Linked DNA regions of Homo sapiens: region 2 is linked to region 1. The links are chromatin loops, found by intact Hi-C in ENCODE. Cell type or tissue: endothelial cell of umbilical vein. All regions are shown on one strand. Links, peaks and the distances in the headings refer to the core of each region. The heading gives the core; the rest is flanking DNA. Region 1 overlaps ULK4 (unc-51 like kinase 4). Region 2 overlaps CTNNB1 (catenin beta 1).

Region 1 (2,800 bases), core at 18-2,517:
AATGGAATCAGGATATTAGCAGAGAGATCTGAAGTTGCTTTATTTTCTTTCTTTATAGATGTTTTGAGTTTTCTGAGGCAAAAATTGTGCCCGACAAGTTGCTACAAATCTAAACGTCAATATGATTGGGAGGGTGCCCTCTGGAAACACTTGCCTTGGCGGCATTTTTGGATAGATGCTATCAAGTGTTTTATCATGAGAGGTAATCTTTGCACTTTCCTGTATGTAGACTGGTGATGTACATCGAGAGAGACAGCAGAAAGACCACTCCAGGCAAGGAGCAGCAAAGTGGCAATGAATACCTGTCCAAATGCCTGGATCTTCTCATCTGTCACATTGTGCAGGAGCTGCCACGAATCCTGGGTAAATTGGAGTCTCATCCTCAGGCCCCATTTCTGCTTTTACGTTTCTAAGACTTGGCTTTTAGGCATCAGTTCTTTTTTATTCTTACTTGTCTGTTCTTGAAGGCAAATGCAGACACTTTTTAACGAATATGTAGTTTCAAGATTTAAATTTGCTTTATCTGTTTTTGTAATTATTTTGCATCAATGACATGATGAGGCATGATGAGACAATGCCACATTAAGGTGTGATCCGAGGTAAACTGGCCATTTTAGAAAATATACAAAAGAAAAGCGGTTTAATTGCTTAAAATTGGACTTATGCTAGTATTTGGGGGTAACTTTTCGTAAGTTTTTTTTTGCCTAAATCAGAAGAAAAGAATTTTCTCTTGAAATTAGAGCACAAATTTATTTATTGTTAAAAAAACTTTGAATAGATTTTATTTATTTTTTTTCCCTTGCTGAAACAAGATTTTCTTTTATTTATACAAATGTATTGGGTATATGAGAAATTTTGTTATATGTATAAAATGCATAGTGATCAAGCCAGGGTATTTAGGGTGTCCGTCACCCACCTATAATACATTTTTGTTAACTATAATCACCCTGCTCTGCTATCAAACACTGAATTTATTTCTTCTATTTTACTGTATGTTCATACCCTTTGACCCACTTTTTTTCCTCATCCCTCCACATCCATTCACCCTTCTCAGCCTTTGTTATCTGTCTTTCCATTTTCTACTGCCATATAATCATTTTTTAACTCCCACAATAAATGAGAATAAAAATGCATGGATTTTAATTTTGAATATTAAAATGTGATATTAAGGAATTTTGATATTCATTTAAAGTTCAAAGTTTGAAACTTTCTTTGGTTTGAAAAATTTATCTTAAGATAAAACATCTAATAATGATTTGCAAAGGATGTTTATTACAGCTAAAGAAATACCTTATTTCATTGTTATTTGCAGAAATTAAAATAACCTTGGGAGCATGTATGTGTAGCTTAAATCCCATTCCATGCTTTTCCAGCAGATGTAGCTATAAACCAGAAATGTTTAGAATGTTAAATTTGATCCAAGCTATTATAGTAGAGGGTACTTAGTTTCAGGAATTCAGAACATTAAATCAAAGTAATGAAAATGTCTTCAAGGCTAACTGACAGCAACTTTTTTGCCCCTTACTGATGCTTTAGGAGATTATTTTTGCCTGTTGATGACTGAAAATAGAGCCTCTCAAAATTTATTTCGGATTGTAAGCTTTTTTACCTCAAACCTGAAGGCTATAATTTGGTCAGTTGGTAGCTAAATTCTTTATTACCGGACTTATCCTGTTTTAGGGTATGGCGATAAGATTCTGATGTCCACAAAGCAAGTTTTATTTATTGTTAGATTTATCATCCAATGAGAAGTTTTGGGAATTGACCTCTTTTTACCTCCAACCTATTCTCTTTTTTTTGATAGTTGTAAGTCGTGTTCTGTAATTCGTTCACTTATTATTATTATTATTATTATTATTATTATTATTATTATTTTGTGAGACAGAGTCTTGCTCTGTCGCCCAGGCTGGAGTGCAGTGGCACTATCTCAGCTCACTGCAACCTTCACCTCCCAGATTCAAGTGATTCTCCTGCCTCAGCCTCCCAAGTAGCTGGGACTACAGGCGCACACCATCATGCCCAGGCTAATTTTTGTGTTTTTATTAGAGATGGGGTTTCACTATTTTGGCCAGGATGGTCTCGATCTCCTGACCTCGTGATCTGCCCACCTCGGCCTCCCAAAGTGCTAGGATTACAGGCATGAGCCACTGCGCCTGGCCCATTTATTATTTTAAATATTTTTTCTTGTTTGCAAAAGCAACAAGTGCTCATGATTGAAATTTGGAAAATACAAAAAAAAAATTCTAAAGCTATTACTCTATTATAATAATTTATTAAATTTTATTTTTCATTTCCAAATGAGACGTTAAGTTTATTTATAGTGTCTTTGCAGAATATCACATTCTGTCCCCGGAGGCCATAAGTGTCTGTTGTAATTTCAGTACTTGTGAATAAGTATATCTGCTTATTTTATTTGGAGATTAATTACCTTAGAAGTCCCATGGGTATTCAAGCAATGACCAGTGGCTCCTAAGTATTTGTGGTTTTTAACCTCCACATATGCTCTGGGCTGTGCTTCACAGGTGACATTCTTAACTCCTTGGCTAATGTTTCTGGACGTAAACACCCATCAACAGTTCAAGTGAAACAGCTGAAGTTGTGTCTCCCCCTGATGCCTGTAGTGCTTCACCTCGTAACTTCACAGGTACTATTGTATTGAGGAGGAAAAGGATATAAATTTGCCTCTTCTCTTTGTAAACTGGAGCTGAGAATCCTCAACTCAAAACATTTTTTTTTTATTGAGCTAACGTTGTACATAGCTTCCAGAATTTAATCTGTAGAAACTCTCATCACACAGGTA
Region 2 (2,800 bases), core at 49-2,548, 510 kb after region 1:
GATCTGGATTTCCCACTTAGGGGAAAGAAATCAGATGATCTGGCAACATAAACTATATTCCCACACAGTGGCTGGAGCTGCTTATGACTGGCTGCTTCATGTGCACTTCAATTTTTAATAGTCTGCATGGTCCCATTTACCCAATACCTAACTGGCCCTGGAGACATTTGAGTAGCCATTCCCACTACAATGTAGTAAGACCAATCCTATATAAGGCTTCTGAAAGCGATCTTATTCTTAGTAACATATCTTGAACATCAAATTGTAGTATGCTACATTAATGAAGGCAAGTAGCCCATTTCAAGAGACAAATTAAGTCCCCGGTAGCAATTTTTTTCAGTAAGTTGTATGTACATAATTTTTCAAAGAACTTTTAAGCCTACTCTCATTTCTCAGAAAACTCTTGAAAAATCAGAACAGAAGCTTATAGACAGTAAATGCTGTAAATACTAAGCACCAACTTGGAAATCACTGATTTACAAGTATGGTCCTTGATGGAGGAATATTTAATCCATCCTGAAATAATCATTCACATAAAGCACTTGAGGCATTCTTGCCTTTAAAAAAAAAAAAACCCTAACTATAGCAATACATTTCTTAAGTAGTAAAAAATCATATACCAATGTTTCCACAAAATTACACTGAATTCCACAGGCAAAGTAAAGCAATCACTGGTAAGTGTCATTTTCCGTCCCTACGCTAACGTTTTCATTCCAGCAACATATTCTGAAAAACAAATTTTTAAAAATCTAAACCCTGAAAAATTTCCATATGCTGACCGTTTAACTTCCAAAAACTAATTTAGAATAAGCTTCATTCCTGTTGCTAATTAGATTCTGATTTGAAACATGGATTTTCAGAAAATAATATTACTAACAGAAAAACCATGAACATAGGAGCCTAGAGAAAGCTTTTTAAGGAAAAATTCAAAGGGCAAAACACAGTTCATCATGGCCCACCACTATGTACAAATGAGACCAACCCTATGGTCACTAAGGGCATTATATTTTAGGTCACATACACTGGCTCAATTACCTTTATTTCTATCTATTTCCTAATATAATCAAGTTGAGCACTTATGTTTTACTCTGTGAATGATTTTAGACAAATTGACAATTCACATTTTCATTAATTTTTTTCTGAGAATTTCAGTTGCTGTAATTCATCAATATAACTGAATATTATGATCTTTTACCTCCTAAAGTACTATACTGAGATTCTGGTTTATCATTATGATATATTTAAGCAGAACTGCCTACTCAAAGTGACCTTAAAAAACCTCCCGACTTTTCTACTGCAAATATTGGCTGAGAAGACATTTTCTCAAGCCTGTATTTTAATTAGCAGTAATGATATTAATTATTTTAGAAATCAAAGGTTTCTTAGTTGATTCTCCCTCATCAGAACTATTCCTAAATATATCCCACATAAACTTGTTTGGAATTAAAAAAAAAAAAATCACAAGCATTATACTATATCCACTGGAGGGCACTCAACATGACCCAAGCATGCAATGAAAACATGCTCCAACACTACTCACTCTGCTGCTTCAGGCTTGAGGGAAACTTGGAGAGTGGGGAATGTCTCTTAACAGAAGAGATGCCCATGAGTTAAAAAAAAAAAAAAAAAAAAGTGGCTAAACCCTAAAAATGGGTTCCTAATGTGATTGACTTTATCTTTCAAGAGCTTATTTTTCCTTAGGAAGGAAGCAAATTATATGCATACTTCAAGGACAGCAGGGTTCAGGCCTCAACAGATGAGCCTAGGTTTCAAACTGAGTCAAGCTCAGTCTTGCATGAAACACAAAAGCAGCATTCTTAAGTAAACAGAGGAAATAAAGAACTTTCCCCTGAGTTTAAGTGATGAAAAACTATAGGAGTTAACTCCTATACTCATTTAGATCAACACAAATCATATTATTTTCCTTTTGTGAAACCTGAGTATTTATTTTAACCGACTGGTCCACTTACCTATCACAATCACAACTGCAATATTACATAAATAGTCTGTTAGAGAAGGACAACTGAATCTGCAAATCAGTATCTTCTCAATGAGAGTACAAGGAGGCAATGGCTACATACGATGGACAAACCAGAAGCCGCTCCTGGGCTATGTTTACTATTTACTTTTATGGTATAAAAATGTTCTCAGTCAAGCAGTTTCAACAATAGATACCACAGTTCCAATAAAAAGAGGGCTACAAGAAAACTAAGTTAACACATATTTTCAAAAACAATGTCACAAATCAACATGACACACTACAAAAGAGTTGCAAATACCTTTTGTTAGAAGTTTGTCCAGTTCTAAAAGCCTTCATCCTTTGTGCCCCGGGTTGGCAGTCAAGCATGCTTCCGACTAAGCTCAAAGTACAAACTTAAAACTTACCACCTACTCATCTACAATTATTGATTATCAGAAGCTAGGAAACCACAAGAGAAATAAAAATAATCTTGTAACAGGACAGATGTATTATTTCATTTCAATAACACTGAAGTTTCATTTGGCTAAATATACTTCTATAGTCTATTGCAGGAGATTTAATTTCACTGCTACTTATAACTACAAAATAATTATATTCAAACTTTTAATTCTCTACATCCCTAGTTTCAACAATACTTAGCATGCGCCTCTCCCCACCTCACCCTATAACAAAAACGAGTATCTGCAATAGTTTTGCTAACACATTTCAAAATACCCTTGGAGAAACTTGCCTCCTCGTTTTCTATCTTGGTGGTGGTGTTATTAAAACAAGCATACAGACCCTCATTTATGCCAATTTTTATTCCAGTCATTAACAGGA

What was found. Hi-C counts contacts between places; a loop is a spot of excess contacts. Peaks named below come from ENCODE experiments on the same cell type or tissue, not always from the same donor. Only the 100,000 strongest peaks of a DNase experiment are listed, where the experiment ranks them.
Region 2: a loop joins it to region 1, with 4 times the contacts of the local background. A loop is called at or near these places in 6 of 110 quality-filtered maps.

What each region holds. Positions count from the first base shown.
Region 1 is chr3:41,715,291-41,718,090 of GRCh38, reverse strand. It overlaps ULK4 (unc-51 like kinase 4), which reads left to right. Exons shown (of 37, transcript NM_017886.4): 23 at 230-363; 24 at 2,523-2,644; 25 at 2,798-2,800. Among named protein-coding and RNA genes, the nearest start is that of ULK4, 250 kb to the left of the region's middle. In endothelial cell of umbilical vein, for the core only: no CTCF peak of the experiment used is centred there; a DNase peak (open chromatin) is centred at 1,410.
Region 2 is chr3:41,201,868-41,204,667 of GRCh38, reverse strand. The region is part of intron 1 of CTNNB1 (catenin beta 1); the gene reads right to left. Among named protein-coding and RNA genes, the nearest start is that of CTNNB1, 3.8 kb to the right of the region's middle. In endothelial cell of umbilical vein, for the core only: a CTCF peak has its summit at 1,476 (motif pointing right); DNase peaks (open chromatin) are centred at 1,547 and 2,127; H3K4me3 peaks cover 870 bases; H3K27ac peaks cover 476 bases.